Linked DNA regions of Homo sapiens: region 2 is linked to region 1. A link is a contact called in ENCODE Hi-C or POLR2A ChIA-PET data. All regions are on one chromosome and are shown on one strand. The core of a region is the stretch at or near the end of the contact, and the rest is flanking DNA. Distances in the headings are between cores, read along the strand shown.

Region 1 (4,443 bases), core at 220-2,719:
GCAGTGAAACATAGAGGTTCAAATCATGGATTTGGGGAACCAGGCGGATCTGAGTTGAAGCACAGCTCCACCACTTAGCCGTGTCACCTCAGTCGAGTTACTTGAACCTCTCTGGGTTGGTTCCTCGGCTGTACAACAAGGAATAGTATTAACTGCCTCACTTCAAAGACTTGTGAGGGTTAAAATAATGTGCAAAGTGAAAGGCTAGGCATAATTCCTGACATAGAACTCGATAAGAGGTAGTGGCTATGGCAGTGACTGTGGTCCTGCACACTTCATTCCGAAGCAGCAGCTCCAATTCATTTAAGCTAACAGTTTACACTCTAGACGTAAAGCCTGGTAGGGTTCAAGCGTCCCTAACTCGCCACAAAAACGGACATTTCGGCTTTTTCCCCTAAGATCCAGGAAGGCAGCTCAGGTGTAAGGGGATGAAAAGTACGGAACCCCGAGGACACATCAACTCTACAAAAAGTACCAAGACACACGGTTTGGACGAAATGCCCCTCGCCTTGGCAAACTTTCCACACCTCACCCGGCATGAGAGAAACAGCCTATTCCTAAGGAACGGAGCGCGCACTCCCGACGAGACGCCCGTGCGCTCCCGAGTCCGTTATTGTGTCAACGCTCCCGGGTCTGACAGAAGCCTCCAGGCTCGGCATCCCCGAGGGAGTTGGCCGGAGGCTTCGCGCTTAGGACCCTGGTCTGGAGGCCCCGGGCGTTTCTGGAAACGGGAATTCCGGGGGAGGGGACTGGGGGATGGAGGGAGTCCTGGACGAGGGGTGGGATTACCCGGCTGCCGCTGTCGCCTGGATGGTCTCCGCGGCCGTCCCGGGCATAGTCGGCGCGGGACTCCCCCCGGCTGCTGCCTCTGAAGCCGGCCGGGCCCGGCGGGAAGAGTCGTCGGCCCCGCGGTGGCGACGGGGAGCCGCGACGGGCCCGAGGCGGGGACGGGGAGACGCGACGACCCCGTGGCGGGGACGGCGAGGCCCGGCGGCCGCGGTGCCCTGAGGGCGAGCGGGGTCGGCGAGCCGGGGTCCGCGACGAGGAGCCGGAGGGCGGAGGCGGCGGTGAGCTGCGGCGAGCCGGGCCTGAGGAGGAGCCAGAGCTGCGGCCGCTGCGCGGGCCGCCCCCGCCGTCGTCTTTAGGCCGGTGGGAAGAGACGGAGGAGCGAGCGCTGCTGCGGTACATGGTTCTTGCAGCGGCGGCCACGGCGACAGCTCTGACCCGGGGGCGCCCTAGACGCAGGCTCGGAGCGCGCCGCCGCAGCTGCAGCCGCCGCCACCTCGGCCGCTGCGCGCCGCCTCAGCCGCGGGAGCAGCCCCCTCCCCTCGGCCCCGCGTCGCCCCGGGGGCCCGGCCGAGCGCGCCCCCGCGGCTGGCGGTTGGAGGGCGCGAGCACGCGTCCGACACACCCCCCCCCGCCTCCGGGGTTCCCCGCTCCTCCACTCAGGGAGCGGCCGCAGGAACCAAGAAAAGTGGGGAGGAGCACAGACGCCGGCGCGAGGCTGGGCGAGGGGAGGGGAAGCGAAGCGCGCGCCCTGAGCTCTGCACGCCCCGCCTCCGAATCCTCAAGATGGCGGCCGCAGAGCCGCCCACTTCCCCCTCCCGCGGCCGCCACGTGACCCCTGTGGCCTCCGCGCGGGGTGGGCGGAGCGGAAGGAAGGGCTTCTCTGGAGAGGGATCTGGTTTTCCGGGGATGCTCCAGGCCTCTGGACTTAGGGGTTTGGAGACCGTGCGGAGGTGTCTTCGCTCTTTCGTGCCGCCCCTCAAGCCTCTTAATTTAGGGATGGACACGAAATGGTTGAAAACCATTCGTGATAATATAAACGGGCCTGTAAACGTTAGCTGTGTGGGAGGTTACGGACCCCGGCAGGAGCGCCCACCGAAATCCTGTCCCCAGCTGAAGCAACACGACCCGCATCAGTTTACTTTCCAGTTTGCCTAATTTCTAGAGGTTGAAATTGAGGATAGGAAAGTACGAGGTGGAGGTGGTGGGCCAGAATCAAACCCAAAATAGACGTTGTCAGGCCTCTGAGCCCAAGCTAAGCCATCATATCCCCTATGACCTGCACGTATACATCCAGATGGCCTGAGGCAACTGAAGAGCCACAAAAGAAGTGAAAATAGCCTTAACTGATGACATTCCACCATTGTGATTTGTTCCTGCCCCACCCTAACTGACAGGATATATTCTCCCCCTTGCCCTTAAGTAGGTGCTTTGTAATATTCTCCCCCGCCCTTAAGAATGTACTTTGTACACCTATCCCAAACCTATAAGAACTAATGATAATTCCACCACCCTCTGCTGACTCCTTTTTCGGACTCAACCCGCCTGCACCCAGGTAAGATAAACAGCCTTGTTGCTCACACGAAGCCTGTTTGGTGGACTCTCTTCACACGTTTTCGAGCTGTTTTCTGACTAAAGTACTTGTGGTCATGGTGGAGGTCCTTCATTACCAGGGGCCCACATCATGACCAACTGGAGGCGTGGCAAGTTTTTGTAAGAGATCCAGGCATGCCCCCTCCCCTGGCCTAAGTCCAGAATTTTCCTAGATGCCAATCTCAGGGCCCTGCATCCTAAATACAAAAGTGGGCCAGGCGCAAAGGGTCACGCCTATAATCCCACCATTTTGGGAGGCCGGGGCAGGAGGATTGCTTGAGCCTGAGAGTTCGAGACCAGCCTGGGCAACGTAGAAGGACCTCCATTTCTAAAAAAAAAAAAAAAAAATTTGCCGAGTGTGGTGGCACGTTCCTGTACCCCAGCTACTCGGGAGGTTGAGGCTGCGGTGAGCTGTGATCATGCCACTGCACTCCAGCCTGGGTGACAGAGTGAGACCCTCTCTCAAAAAATACATCCATATATATATATATCCATTTCCATACGTTCTTATAATGGCATATACTCAGTAAAAATGTATAAAATTTTTACTAGTTGACTACTTTTACCCAGCTTCACATTTTATATAATTTATATAAAATAAGAAACCAATAACATTTTAATGAAAAAAATAATAAAAATATGCCAGAGGTGTATGCCCTGTCTTTATTAGAGTATATATGGATTTTGGTTACCCATACTTTTGGTGGGACTTAATAAATGTGAAAAAAATGTAAATCAGTGTGTATAGATACTTGGAGTCAATAAATTTTAAATCATGTTTGTTATATTCTGTATCAACTTTTACTCCTCAACCCATTTCTAATACTGAATATTTTTATCAAAGGAGCTGGGGTGTTTCAAGACAGGGGGAGACACGGTGTATAATCAGAAAACTCTTCTGCTTCCCCTTCACACTTGCTCTATGCATAGTTCTGTATCCTGCATGAAATCTCTTGCAGATCCTTTCACTTTTCAAGTATTTTTCAGTCATGACAGTAGTCATATTGCAGTAGAAAATATATAGTACAGAACAAAACTTTAAACTTTATTCAGGCTAAAGGTTCTCCCCTACCCCTGCTTTTACCTGCTTCAGACTTGAAGCTTGCTATATTAAAAGTGGTATGGTAGGTTTCTCCACATCCCTGCCTTTGCTCCTCAAAGTTTGCTCCTCCTCTCCCACTGGCTAGCTGCTATTTCTGACCCCCTCCTCCCAGGAGGAGAAGGGATTGAAGGGAAAGAACACAGACTTTCCTGGTTAGTGCAGGATGCTGTTACCTTCCAAAATCGGTTCCCTATGGACAAGGAGGAATCACAAATGTTGGCTTTTCTCTCTTATGCACCTTTGTGGGCTTTTTTAGAACTCTCTTGCTGGCAGTGGTCCTCCTCTGGTTCACTGTCTATGACTCCCCTCCCCCAAGTCTTTGGCCTTCTGGAGGAGGTTTACCCCATGTAAAACTCACTCCCGTGGCAGGAGTCCCTTTCCTCTCTGGTTATCTCTCATGGGACGGATCCCTTTTATTTTGTTTTGTTTTTTTTTTTTTTTTTTTTTTTTTTTTTGAGACAGAGTCTCGCTCAGTCGCCCAGGCTGGAGTGCAGTGGCTCGATCTCCGCTCACTGCAAGCTTCGCTTCCTGGGCTCACGCCATTCTCCTGCCTCAGCCTCCCGAGTAGCTGGGACTATAGGCACCCGCCACCATGCCCAGCTAATTTTTTTGTATTTTTTTTAGTGGAGACGAGGTTTCACCGTGTAAGCCAGGATGGTCGCGATCTGCTGACCTCGTGATCCGCCCGCCTCGGCCTCCCAAAGTGCTGGGAAGGTGGCATGAGCCACCGCACGCGGCCTGGGAAGGATCTCTTTTAAATGACTCCAAGTTCGTTAGCTTGTGTGTCCACTTGGCTCACAGGATAACTCATGCATCTTTGCCCCAGTGGCGAAGGCAGTGCAGCTCACTCCCCATGGCTCCCACCTTATTCACCATCCCAGCACAGTTAGCCAGCATCTTGCTTTTGGACTTCCCCCAGGTAGGGGTTAAGACACTATCCCTGTGGATCTCCAAACTCCAGG
Region 2 (4,169 bases), core at 386-2,885, 480 kb before region 1:
ATCTCAACACTTCAGGAGGCTGAGGCAGGCAGATCACTTGAGGTCAGGAGTTCGAGACCAGCCTGACCAACATGGAGAAATTCTGTCCCTACTGAAAATACAAAATTAGCCGGATGTGGTGGTGCATGCCTGTAATCCCAGCTACTTGGGAGGCTGAGGCAAGAGAATTGCTTGAACCCAGGGAGGCAGAGGTTGCAGTGAGCCGAGATCACACCATTGCACTCCACCTTGGGCAACAAAAGCAAAACTCTGTCTCAAAAAAAAAAAAAAAAAAAGTGCCAGCGTATGAGGTAATTAGATTGGTTCTCTCCAGAGGTAACCTGCCAAGAAGAGATGCTATAGATGTTACTCCTATACTGTAAAACATTGTGAAATCAGATTACTTTAAAATGATGTATTACAAAGTTATGCAAAAAAGCAGTTGTGACTATGGAAGCCCAAGGCTTATATCCCAGCTCTGTCTTACACTAAATATGGGTACAGTGTTTCCACTCTGTCCATAAAATGGGAGCTAATATTCTCCAACCTGTGTGCCTGACATGATGGTTAAAGGGATTAAACAAAACAATAGTTTGTAATTTATTCTGTCAGAGCAAACTGCTGGTAAATAAAAGGGACTAAGTTGACGAAAAATAAATTTTAAAAAACCTAATAAAACAAGTTTGTAATTTATAATTGTATACAAATAAAAGATGTTACAAAAATTGCGCACTTATATGTATGTACCATGACATAACTAATTCGTTGAACAAGTTGTGAGACAATCCTTTCTGAGAAAAGGTAGACCTGTTACATCGTCTGTGGGTTAGGGTCATGTCAGCACGTACCAGGTACATTCTAGCTTTTGTAGAGAAAGTAAAATCTAGTGTTGAGTATGTAGGCACTGAGCCAGGTGGCCTGCTTAACATAAAAGGACTGATTTCAGGGTGGCTGTGGGAGCCTTTCTAATGCTCTAATTCTCTAGCCCCTTGCCTGATCCAGCTGATTCCAAGAGCCAAGATTTTAGTCTTTCTTGGTTGGCTTTTTTAAATGCTTTGGGCTTTCCTTTAATGTATCTTCAAAATCATTCTGGGGCCAAGTTACATCATAAAACATTTTATTACATATAAGGACTGAAACAGGATTTTTCTTAACTGTAACATGGTCCACAAATGTAAATGCAAAACCCCCATGGTGGTTGCAGGAGCAAGTCTAGTTGAGACAGGTCAGGACGAAAGCATAAAAGATGAGTAACTGAATGGCATCCCGGGTCCTGTAGCCACGCCCTCCAGATCGCCGCCGCAAAGGACCTGGAACCTCAGGGGCCCACTGTATGCCATGAAGAAGGCGCAGTCGCTGCCTCAACCAAGCCAGGCTCCGCCGGGGCCGTTCCTATCCTGAGGGTCGGAGGGGGAAGGGACTCAGCCAAAGCCGCGGCCTCCCAGGGCTTGGGCCTCCGCGGCAGCCGGGACGCTGTGGGTTCGCCGTGGATCGCCGCGATGTGGCGTTTCTCCAGGCCCGGGAGTTCCTGGCCCTGCTGGACCAGCTGCAGGAGCTGCGCCAGGGTAACCGAAGCTGAGGCAGAGGCCGGGGCCGAGCATTGGGGACTGCGGGGACGCTCCATGTCGGGTCGCGAATCCTGACCGGCGTGTAATGCAGAGAAGCGAGCACTTCCGGGCCGAATGGGTGCAACCACCATGGGGGAGGTGGGGAAAGGAAAGGGAGGCTGTAGACCGTACCAAGCCGGCCCAGAACTGGGGGAGCACTTGACAACTCTGACCAGCTCCCTGCAGAAACGCTTTAGAAGCGTCCACGATTTAGCCAAACCCAGAGTGCCCAACGGACGCGCCAAAGAAGAAAAACGGACGGACGTGCCAAAACTTGAAGGCTAGCACAGGACAGAACAAGCCTGCGGACGCGCCGCTGCGGGCAAAAAGACCCATACATACATAAGCACCGCGCACATGCCCATTTTCATGCACACCCCCGGGCGCGCGTACAAGGATTCAGATACAACGCATGGCGGGGGATAATCCCCATACTAGGCTCCGCAGCACGGGACAAAGCATAACTGTAGAGTTGTTCCCAGAGGCCTCAGGAGTGACACCGCCACCAAGCCACGCTACTCTCTTAGTTGTTATTATTGTTTTGTGTTGTTTTAGACGGAGTCTCACTCTGTTGCCCAGGCCGGAGTGCAGCGATGCGATCTCAGCGCACTGCAACCTCCGCCTCCTGGTTCAAGCGATCCACAGGGTCCCTAGTGCCTCAGCCTCCCTAGTAGCTGGTGTATGCCACCAAGCCCAGCTAATTTTTGTATTTTTAGTAGAAACAGGGTTTCACCATGTTGGCTAGGCTAGTCTCGAACTCCTGACCTTAAGTGATGCACCCGCCTCAGCTTTCCAAAGTGCGGGGATTACAGGTGTGAGCCACCGCACCCAGCCAGAGCCTCACCACTTTCTTCACACTTCCTGCCATCCTTCAATTCTTGGTGGTCCCAGAGAAGATCGAAGGTGAAAGCAGGTCAGATGTGCTACAGCTGCTCTGACTGCTCGGAAAGTCAGGTTTTTAAATTATCAAAAGTGGCCGGGCACGGTGGCTCACACTTGTAATCCCAGCACTTTGGGAGGTGGAGGCAGGTGGATCTCAAGGTCAGGAGTTTGAGACCAGCCTGACCAACATGGGGCAACCCCCGTCTCTACTAAAAATACAAAAATTAGCTGGGTGTGGTGGCATGCACCTGTAATCCCAGCTACTCAGGAGGCTGAGGCAGGAGAATCGCTTGAACCTGGGAGGCAGAAGTTGCAGTGAGCTGAGATTGCAGCACTGCACTCTACCCTCGGTGACACAGCAAAACTCTGTCTCAAAAAAAAAAAAAAAAAGTATCAAAAGCTAGACTGATCTGGTGAACATCACCTTAATCAAAGAATCAAAGCTTAATGGCCAGGCGTGGTGGCTCACACCTGTAATCCCAGCACTTTGGGAGGCTGAGGTGGGCAGGTCACCTGAGATCAGGAGTTTGAGACCAGCCTGGCCAACATGGCGAAACCCCATCTCTACTAAAAATACAAAAAAATTAGCCAGGCATAGTGGTGCGCACCTGTAATCCCACCTACTTGGGAGGCTGAGGCAGAAGAATTGCTTGAACCTAGGAGGCAGGGAGGTTGCAGTGAGATGAGATCACACCACTGCACTCCAGCCTGGGCAACAGAGTGAGACTCAGTCTCAAAAAAAAAAAAAAAAAAAAAGCTTAATAGGACAAACTGGCCTTGTGTGCCTTCTGATGTGATGCACTGGGAAGGACACACACACGGGGAGTACATTTCTGTAGTAGTCCTCCCCAAAATGCCCAAAAAATGTTCACTCACCACCTAGTCTTGAGGAAATAGAGATCAAAGTGAGAGAGATTCTGCAAAATGATTGGTCTGGACACTTTACAGATGTCGTTGTTATAAAACATTAAGAAAAAGCTAAGAACTACCCCAGATTAAAGGAGACATAAAAAATAAATACAGGCCAGACACAGTGGCTCATGCCTTTAATCCCAGCACTTTGGGAGGCTGAGGTCGGTGGATTGCTTGAACTCAGGAATTCAAGACCAGCCTGGGCAATATAGCAAAACCCCATCTCTACTAAAAAATACAAAAAAAAAAAATTGCTGAACATGGTGGTGGACACCTGTAGTCCCAGCTATTCTGGAGGCAGTGGTCGAAGAATCGCTTGAACCCGGGTAGGTGGAGGTTGCACTGAGCTGTGATTGCCAGCAACTTCCGACTGGGAGACAGAGTGAAACTCTGTCTCCAAAAATAAAATAAAATATAAATAAATAAATAAATTCAATGAGTGATCCTGGATTAGATGCAAGATTGTGTAGGGGAGATCAGCTCTAAAGGACATTTTACCCTTGGGGAAATTTGAATATGATCCATATATTAGATGACAACGATATATCAATGTTAAATTTATCAAGTGTGATAATTGTGGTTATGTGTGGGAATTACCTTGTTCATAGCAAATACATTCTGAAGTATGTAGAGGTGAAGTGTCATGATGACAGAAAGAAAGCAAATGTGGCAAAATTGCTAAGAATTAGTGAATCCACGTGAGGGTTTGAAACTTGTCAAAATAAAAAGTTGGGGTAGGCCCGGTGCAGTGGCTCACGCCTATAATCCCAGCACTTTGGGAGTGGTCAA

The links. A loop is a pair of places that touch in the nucleus more often than their neighbours do. ChIA-PET counts read pairs that join two places held with the same protein, here RNA polymerase II (POLR2A). Pooled maps may share reads with other maps.
Region 2: a pooled map shows a loop between it and region 1 (5-fold over the local background). The contact joins the promoter of PEX39 here to the promoter of ZNF318 in region 1. A Hi-C loop is called at or near these places in 8 of 50 pooled maps. POLR2A ChIA-PET finds 5 or more read pairs at or near these places in 6 of 52 experiments (BJ, CD4-positive, alpha-beta T cell, HCT116 and 3 more).

The regions. Positions count from the first base shown.
Region 1 is chr6:43,368,178-43,372,620 of GRCh38, forward strand. It overlaps ZNF318 (zinc finger protein 318), which reads right to left and starts at 1,470. Exons shown (of 10, transcript NM_014345.3): 1 at 790-1,470. The coding sequence starts at 1,188. LOC124901227 (atherin-like) reads left to right here and starts at 1,187. Exons shown (of 2, transcript XM_047419609.1): 1 at 1,187-1,210; 2 at 1,246-3,164. The coding sequence starts at 1,187. The coding sequence ends at 1,944. RefSeq lists silencers at 874-943, 954-1,143, 1,234-1,433, 1,624-1,723.
Region 2 is chr6:42,889,186-42,893,354 of GRCh38, forward strand. It overlaps PEX39 (peroxisomal biogenesis factor 39), which reads right to left and starts at 1,636. Exons shown (of 1, transcript NM_001008739.2): 1 at 1,080-1,636. The coding sequence starts at 1,603. The coding sequence ends at 1,298. It overlaps RPL7L1 (ribosomal protein L7 like 1), which reads left to right. Exons shown (of 6, transcript NM_001366481.3): 6 at 1-715. RefSeq lists enhancers at 1,128-1,977, 2,038-2,087.